3 separate regions of the Homo sapiens genome follow, and regions 2 and 3 are each linked to region 1. A link is a loop called in an ENCODE intact Hi-C map of the cell type or tissue named here. Cell type or tissue: PC-9. All regions are shown on one strand.

Region 1 (2,500 bases):
TCCTACCAAACCTGCCGTTTGACCCCTTGAGCTCCTAGACCCACTAGGAATAACAGATTTTTATGTCTAGTGCTCCCAAAAAAATCTGGTGTCTCAGACTGAGAACTAAACTGAAGAGGACAAATGATGTTCCATAATGCAAATAAAATTTATAAGGAACGAGTTTAACCTACAGTCAACAATAAGCAGGAAATTCAAATGCTATGTTACAATCTTACGTAGAAAGCCACGGAGGCTAGGGTTTCAAGGTCAGTTCATGCTATGGGCCAGGTAGTAAAGGAAAGGGCAGCTTTGAGTCATTTCCTGGTTTCCTTGTATTCCCTTCATACAAGTGAGGTTTTTTTTAATGTATACACAATTTTTTTTTGAGACAGTCTCACTTTGTCACCCAGGCTGGAGTGCAGTGGTGCGATCTCAGCTCACTGCAACCTCCACCTCCCGGGCTCAAGAGATTCTCGTGCCTCAGCCTCCTGAGTAGCTGGAATTACAGGCGCGCACTAATTTTTTTTGTATTTTTAGTAGAGACAGGGTTTCTCCACGTTGGCCAGGCTGGTCTCAAACTCCTGGCCTCAAGTGATTTGCCTGCCTCAGCCTCGCAAAGTGCTAGGATTACAGGCATGAGCCATCATACCCAGCCTTAAATGTATACACAATTAAAAAAAAATTACTAGAAATGGAGGTATTTATAAAGTTCCTTGGCAATCCTGATACCATGGCCACAGTGAAATAATGAGTATAATACACAGCAGCTTCCAGCTACACTCAAAATAGAAGCATGTGAATTTCATATAGTAAGTTTGAAATCTAAATGTTTAAAATAAATAAAACGTTAACTGCTATCCTGGACATTTCTCATGCTTGATGATAACCCAACATCTTTTAATTATCTTTTCCAATGATTGGCAAATTTCTCCCATTCTAAGTTCACCTCCTTGAAGGAGAAACCAGAAACTCACTCTCCACCCTCCCTTGCACCTGGGTCCCAGACACATGACTTGGCCTCTGCCAAACAGACACACCCACACCAGAGCTTAGTTCAGACATGAGTCATGCAAGGAAGTAGACACAGGCATTGGCAGAGGTGTCCTGCTTAAGGGGCAATAGCACAAAGGCTGTGATGTCCAGTGCCCGTGCCAGGCGTGCAGTATGAGATGCCCTAGCCTAGCAACAGCAGCAGTGGGGTTTCTGCTGGAGTGGTGATCTCACAACAGGCTGCAGGTGTTGTTCCTGGCTGCATTGCCCTTGAGCCTGACTTTTGCTTTCTTGGAGATTCTGTGAGCTTCCTAACAGACTTTAATAAAGTCCTTCTCTGCTTAACTAGAAGAGGTTCTGCTGTTTGCATCTAAGAACGCTAACAGCTTCTAAAGGAAAAAAAAACTATACTTCTCTGATCTATTTTTTATTTTTTTTGAGATGGAGCCTCACTCTGTGGCCCAGCCTGGAGTGCAGTGGCACAATCTCAGCTCACTGCAACCTCCGCCGCCTGGGTTCAAGCAATTCTCCTTTCTCAGCCTCCTGAGTAGCTGGAATTACAGGTGTGCACCACCACACCCAGCTAATCTTTGTATTTTTAGTAGAGACGGGGTTTCCCCATGTTGGCCAAGCTGGTCTCAAACTCCTGACCTCAGGTGATCCACCCGTCTCAGCTTCCCAAAGTGCTGGAATTATAGGCGTGAGCCACCATGGCCCAGCCTGATCTTTTTTTTTTTTTTTTTTTTTGAGATGAGGTCTCACTATGTTGCCCAGGTTTATCTCAAACTCTTGGGCTTAATTGATCTTCCCACCTCAGCCTCCCGATCACACGTTATGAAAACCTACTCACCAAACTGTCCCTCTGTGGTAGCCTTTCCTTCGTGCTGCCTGGTAAGCCTGTGCGTTTCCTTACTGCATCTTTCTCCCACTTTCCCAAACAACTCTGCTCAGCCTTCCAGTGCACCCTCTCCCGTTGTCACTCTCAGCCTATGGCCTTGCTTCCTATTTCAGTGAAAAAATAAAAAAAACTTCCACAAGTTTCCACTGCCCGTCTTATCACCTATCTGCCTTCCCTCTTGTTCTTGAAGATGTCCTGTCAGTGCCTCTGCCAAATGCAGCCAACCCTCCACATGAGCACCTGGGCTAAATCTCACCCCTTCTTACTTTATCAAGGACATTCCTCTAAAGTCTCTATGTTCTCTCCTGACCCATGAATGTTTCTCTCTCCACTGGATGATTCCCACGGCATCTATACATGCTATTATTTCTTCCTATCTTAAAAAATATTTCTGATGGGGCCGGGCATGGTGGCTCATGCCGGTAATCCCAGCACTTTGGGAGGCCGAGGCGGGCGGATCACAAGGTCAAGAGATCGAGACCATCCTGGACAACATGGTGAAACGCCGTCTCTACTAAAAATACAAAAATTAGCTGGGCATGGTGTCGTGAGCCTGTAGTACCAGCTACTCAGGAGGCTGAGGCAGGGGAATTGCTTGACCTGGGAGGCAGAGGTTGCAGTGAGCCGAGA
Region 2 (2,500 bases), 69 kb before region 1:
TCGGCTTCCCAATCTGTAAATTCAGGCTGACACATCTTCCAAACTTCTGGATCTGTCAATCAACAGAGGTCACCTAAAAACTCTGAGAGGAGTTACGAGAACATAGAAGGAATAAAAAGCCCTCAGAAGGGCCAGGTGCGGTGGCTGACGCCTGTAACCCCAGCACTTTGGGAGGCTGAGGTGGGCAGATCACTTGAGGTCAGGAGTTTGAGACCAGCCTAGGCAACATGGTGAAACCCCATCTCTACTAAAAATACAAAAATTAGCGAGGCGTGGTAGTGCGCACCTGTAGTCCTGCTACTCAGGAGGCTGTGGTAGGAGGATCACTTGAGCCCAGGAGGCAGAGCGAGCTGAGAGCATGCCACTGCACTCCAGCCTGGGCAACAGAGACCCTGTCTCAAAAAGAAAAGGAAAAAAAAAAGCCCTCAGAGGGCTTCTAGAAAAGCTGGGAGACTAAGAGGAGCAATGCATTGAACACAGAAGTGAGTCAGTGTGAGCTGTATGGTGTCTACTCTTCCCTCTGTGGTTCTTCAAAGGGAGTAGAGGGTGGGTGATGGGGGTGACTCAAGAATGCATAGGACTTTATCAATCAAATTCCCATACGGAATCAGAACAAGCCTGGCAGGTTCATGGACCAGCGAAGAGATTAGAGCAGATCCTTTCAGGGATCATTTAGATTATCATCATAGACCTTCAGGGTCGCCTAACTGGGTGGATGAGAACACCGCTGGGCTCATGCTTTGCCCACAGTCCCAGCAGTCACCCTGCTGACTCAGATGTCTTTCCTCAGAAGCTCTCTCCTGCAAGCGGCAGCTGCTGGGGTCACCTGTCCCCAGGTGCCTCATCTCATCTGGCTCCTCAAAACTCCTCCGCTCCACCCATCAGCCTGCACCTTCCAGGAATGCAGATGCCATGACCAATCTGCGTCCACAGAGAATGTTTGAGAAACACAGCTTGAAAGGCCAGTGATGCCCCCACAGAGTGGCCAATCACATCTTGCTAGAGTTTTCTATGCCAATAAAACCAGAAAAAGCAAACAAACACTTTCAGCCTGACCCAAAGGAGAACAAATGAGGCAGTTATAAGAAGGTAGGGTGTGACCCTATACACATAAACCGGTAGAGCTGGAAAAAACTCCTTCAAAGAGAATGGCTCACCTTGCTCCATTTCCCTTGCAGCGATTCCTGGGGCACGTCTATTATCAGCAATTGCAGGCATTAGTAATGGAAATGAAATCCATACCTCCCAGCTAACCATCCCTGCCCAGTTACTTGTAGTTACTTATCTGTTTCTATCAAGTAGCACATATATTAAATTCATGCCTAAATAAACAAGAAAAAAAGGCTAATTTCCTGGCAGGAAATTCTTATGTAATTAGTCAACAGCTCCCGCCCCTGGTCCGTCACTAACCAGCACTGTGACCTTTAGCAGGTCCACTTCTCTTCATCCCCCTCAGCACAACCTCAGGCCCAGCCCCCACAAGCCTCTCCTGGACCACCACAGTGGCTTCCAGCTGATCTCCATGTCTCTAGTTTTTCTTCTCTCCAAAGCATTCCCCACTCTAGAAGCCTTTTGTGTAGAGATCCTCCTAAAACCCCAAATCTGCTCAACTCTCCTCAAAATCCATAACCTCTCAGCCTGGCCCAGTGGCTCACACCTGTAATCCCAGCACTTTGGGAGACCAAGGCGAGAGGATCACTTGAGGCCAGGAGTTTGAGACGAGCCTGGGCAACATAGTTAGATACCATCTCTACAAAAAATAAAAAATTAACTGGGCATGGTGGTGCTCACCTATAGACCCAGCCACTCCGGAGGCTGAGTGGGGAGGATGGCTTGAGCCCAGGAGGTCGAGGCTGTAGTGAGCTGTGCTCACGCCACTGCACTGCAGCCTGGGTGGCAAAACAAGACCCTATCTCAAAAACAAACACAACCTCTCTTCACTTACTCTAGGACAAGTTCAGAAAACCATGTATGGCTTACAAAGTCATTCGTGATCTGGCCCCTGTTTACCATTCCAGAATGATATCTCTCTCTCCATTCACCCTCTTTTTTTTTTTTTTTTTTTTTTTTTTTTTTTTGAGACTGAGTCTTGCTCTATCGCCCAGGCTGGAGTGCAGTGGCACAATTGAACCTCCTGGGTTCAACCAATTCTCCAGCCTCAGCCTCCCAAGTAGCTGGGATTACAGGCACACGCCATCATGCCCAGCTAATTTTTGTATTTTTAGTAAAGACAGATTTCACCATGTTGGCCAGGCTGGTCTCGAACTCGTGACCTCAAGCGATCCGCCCACCTCAGCCTCCCAAAGTGCTGGGATTACAGGCATGAGCCACTGCGCCTGGCCTCTCCATTCACTTTCTTAAATTCTATGTTCCAGCTGTATATTTACATACCCACGGCTCCCTGTATAATACTAATAATAGCAACAATGACCATCATCTATTGTTTCCTATGTATCAGGTTTGTTCTAAAAAACTCTTCCTTCTGGTTCAAGTTGGTGTT
Region 3 (2,500 bases), 420 kb before region 1:
ATCCCTCTGGAAAGTAACCCTTCACAAGTAACCTAAGACATCTTTAGACTAAGGAGCAAGATACTTAAATGTCCAGCCAGCTCCTTGTACTTAACATGTCTAGATCTGAGTTTATAATCTTCCCCCTCAAATTCTTCCTCCAGCTTCCCTCTTTTGTTCATGGCGTGGCCAGTTCCCCCAACTCCAGTCTGGTAAATCAGAGTAATCTTTGTTGCCTTCTCCCTGAAATCTTGCTGAATCACATGACATCTAAATCATACCTTTTGTATTATATTCATCTCTTCCATTCCCATCCCACCCACTTTGTCCAGTTCTTATTACCTCTTCCCTCAAGTACTACAGTAGCCTCCCAACTATTTCTCCACCTTCTTCACTTCTCCTGCAACCCCCTGTATAATCTGCCAAATTCATCCTTTCAGAGCACATTCCAGTTATATCATTGCTCAAAAACGTTTTAGGAATTCCCATTATCCTTCCAAATCATTGTGAAATTCCTAACCCTGAGAGTCAAGACCTTCTGCAGTAAAGCCCCCAGTCTACCTTTCCAAATGGGTCACTTGCTCCAGCCAGCTTTTCCATCGCTATGATTTCGTTGGCTGATCTTTCAACTTCCAACTTCTTTACAACTTCCAACATTTTATTCACCCTTAAAGTTCATCTTAAATGTATGCACAGCTGGATGAGGACCAGAGCCTATTCAGCTACTTTAAATAAATGCAATGCTCTAAAGCAGAGGTCATTCTGCCCAGGCCTAAGGGCTGTACTACTTAGGAAACCCATGGATGTTTTAGGAGAATTTTATGAAAAAAATATATATGTGTACACTTTTACAGAGAGGGCTTTAATCACTTTTAATGACCCTAAAAATAGTAACAGACAACCCCCAGAGGCACATTTCCTCCCTTCTCTCTCAGCATCAATGGCACTCCGCCTGCATTGGAACCACCTGTCCAATTCCCCGAAACAGTGAGTGCCACAGGGGACCGGTTCTGTCACCCGTGATGATGTGTCCCAGCACCTTCCCCAGCCCTTCTCACACAATTATATTGAACATCTGCTAATTGCCAGGCATCCTGCTAAATGCTGAAGGAAAGGAAATGAAATATGAGTTCCCTGCCCTCTTGTAGCTCATGGTCCAGTGAGAGAAGCATGCAGTTTAACCCACTATTCAAATATTCTGTGACAAATGCTCTGATGAAATACACATATGATATTATGTAAACATTGACAAAGCTCATTTCAGTAGGGCCTGGGGCATCAGGCCACCCTTTTGGAGATGAGGAATGTGCTCTGATCCTGTGAAATCAGGATGAGTTAGCCGGATACCAGGGGAAGGACCTTCAGAAAAACAAATGACATGTGGGGAAAACCCCCACAACATGGTATAAGTGTGTGTTTTAGCCCTGGGATAGAGTGGCCATGGGGGAAAAGGCAGCAATAGACAAGTTCTGAATTTTATCCTGCACAACCTGAAGGAGAAAATGAAGGATTAAAAGCAGGAGAATGGCACGCTCATATTTGCACTGCAAGAAAATCAGTTTTTGCAACAGAGTGGAAAATTAGTTGGAGCAGTGAATTCTTATGAGCCTATTCAGCTACTTTAAATAAATGCAATTAAAGGTCTAAACTAAGATCACACTGAAGGGAATGGAAAGAAAGGGAAAGAATCTAGAAATATTTGGGAATTAGAATCACCAAGATACAGTTATTAATTAAATGTGAAGAATGGGGGAGAAGGAGGAATGGTGAGTGACGCTTGGATATCTGGCCTGTAATTCTAAGTGATAGGTGGCTATTTCCTGAGATGGGGAAGTCAAAGAAAGGGAGGAGAACTTCAGGGGTTCAGTTGAATTTGTAGTTCTTACGGCCCTGGCTTCAGAAAGCTGATCTGAGTCTAGATGCAGTTTTTGGATTCATTCCAATATAGGTGATCATTCATTATAGGAATTTTAATTAAATCCCATGCAAAATACAAAGATACAATAAGCAGCAGGCAAAAAAAAAAAAAACAAAAAGGTACAGGCTAAGAGTGCCCATTGGATTGGAGAATATAAAGTGAATCTTGATCCTCAGCAGAGCTATCACTTTGGAGTGCTGAGGGCAGAAGCTGATTGGCTCCAGGGAGGCCCGAGGTGAGGGAGTGGGAAGAGAGGCCTGAGCCTTGCACCCTTAGATCAGGCGGGAGGCCTTCTCTAGGCCTGTGCTTTCCTGGCTTTGCTCCAACCCTCCTCCAGCCACACCCTCCCGGGGGCAAGAAGTCCTTGGGCTCAGGACCAAAGGAGCACACCCACCTGGAGGCCACACCCTGCTGCCAGACTGCATTTTGATTGCTCGTGCTGCCAAAGTCCCTGGCCAAATGTCCTCATGCTCATGACTAAGCCCCTCTCCCTGGGCCTGTCAAATAGAGAGTGGACTGTGTTATGGGATGGCCTATGAGATGGCCCAGGGGCAGCTGTCTGCAAGATGGGGCATGGGTGAGGGCTGTTCTCAGATGTGTGGG

What was found. Peaks named below come from ENCODE experiments on the same cell type or tissue, not always from the same donor. Only the 100,000 strongest peaks of a DNase experiment are listed, where the experiment ranks them.
Region 2: a loop joins it to region 1, with 7 times the contacts of the local background. A loop is called at or near these places in 3 of 110 quality-filtered maps.
Region 3: a loop joins it to region 1, with 4 times the contacts of the local background. A loop is called at or near these places in 10 of 110 quality-filtered maps.

What each region holds. Positions count from the first base shown.
Region 1 is chr12:12,801,975-12,804,474 of GRCh38, reverse strand. No RefSeq gene overlaps it. Among named protein-coding and RNA genes, the nearest start is that of DDX47, 10 kb to the left of the region's middle. RefSeq lists enhancers at 1-546, 1,077-1,577. In PC-9, no CTCF peak of the experiment used is centred here; DNase peaks (open chromatin) are centred at 294 and 1,064; H3K4me3 peaks cover 915 bases; H3K27ac peaks cover 2,500 bases.
Region 2 is chr12:12,871,129-12,873,628 of GRCh38, reverse strand. No RefSeq gene overlaps it. Among named protein-coding and RNA genes, the nearest start is that of GPRC5A, 19 kb to the left of the region's middle. RefSeq lists an enhancer at 682-1,881. In PC-9, no CTCF peak of the experiment used is centred here; a DNase peak (open chromatin) is centred at 1,068; H3K4me3 peaks cover 635 bases; H3K27ac peaks cover 2,500 bases.
Region 3 is chr12:13,222,121-13,224,620 of GRCh38, reverse strand. No RefSeq gene overlaps it. Among named protein-coding and RNA genes, the nearest start is that of EMP1, 27 kb to the right of the region's middle. In PC-9, no CTCF peak of the experiment used is centred here; DNase peaks (open chromatin) are centred at 1,220 and 2,300; H3K27ac peaks cover 2,500 bases.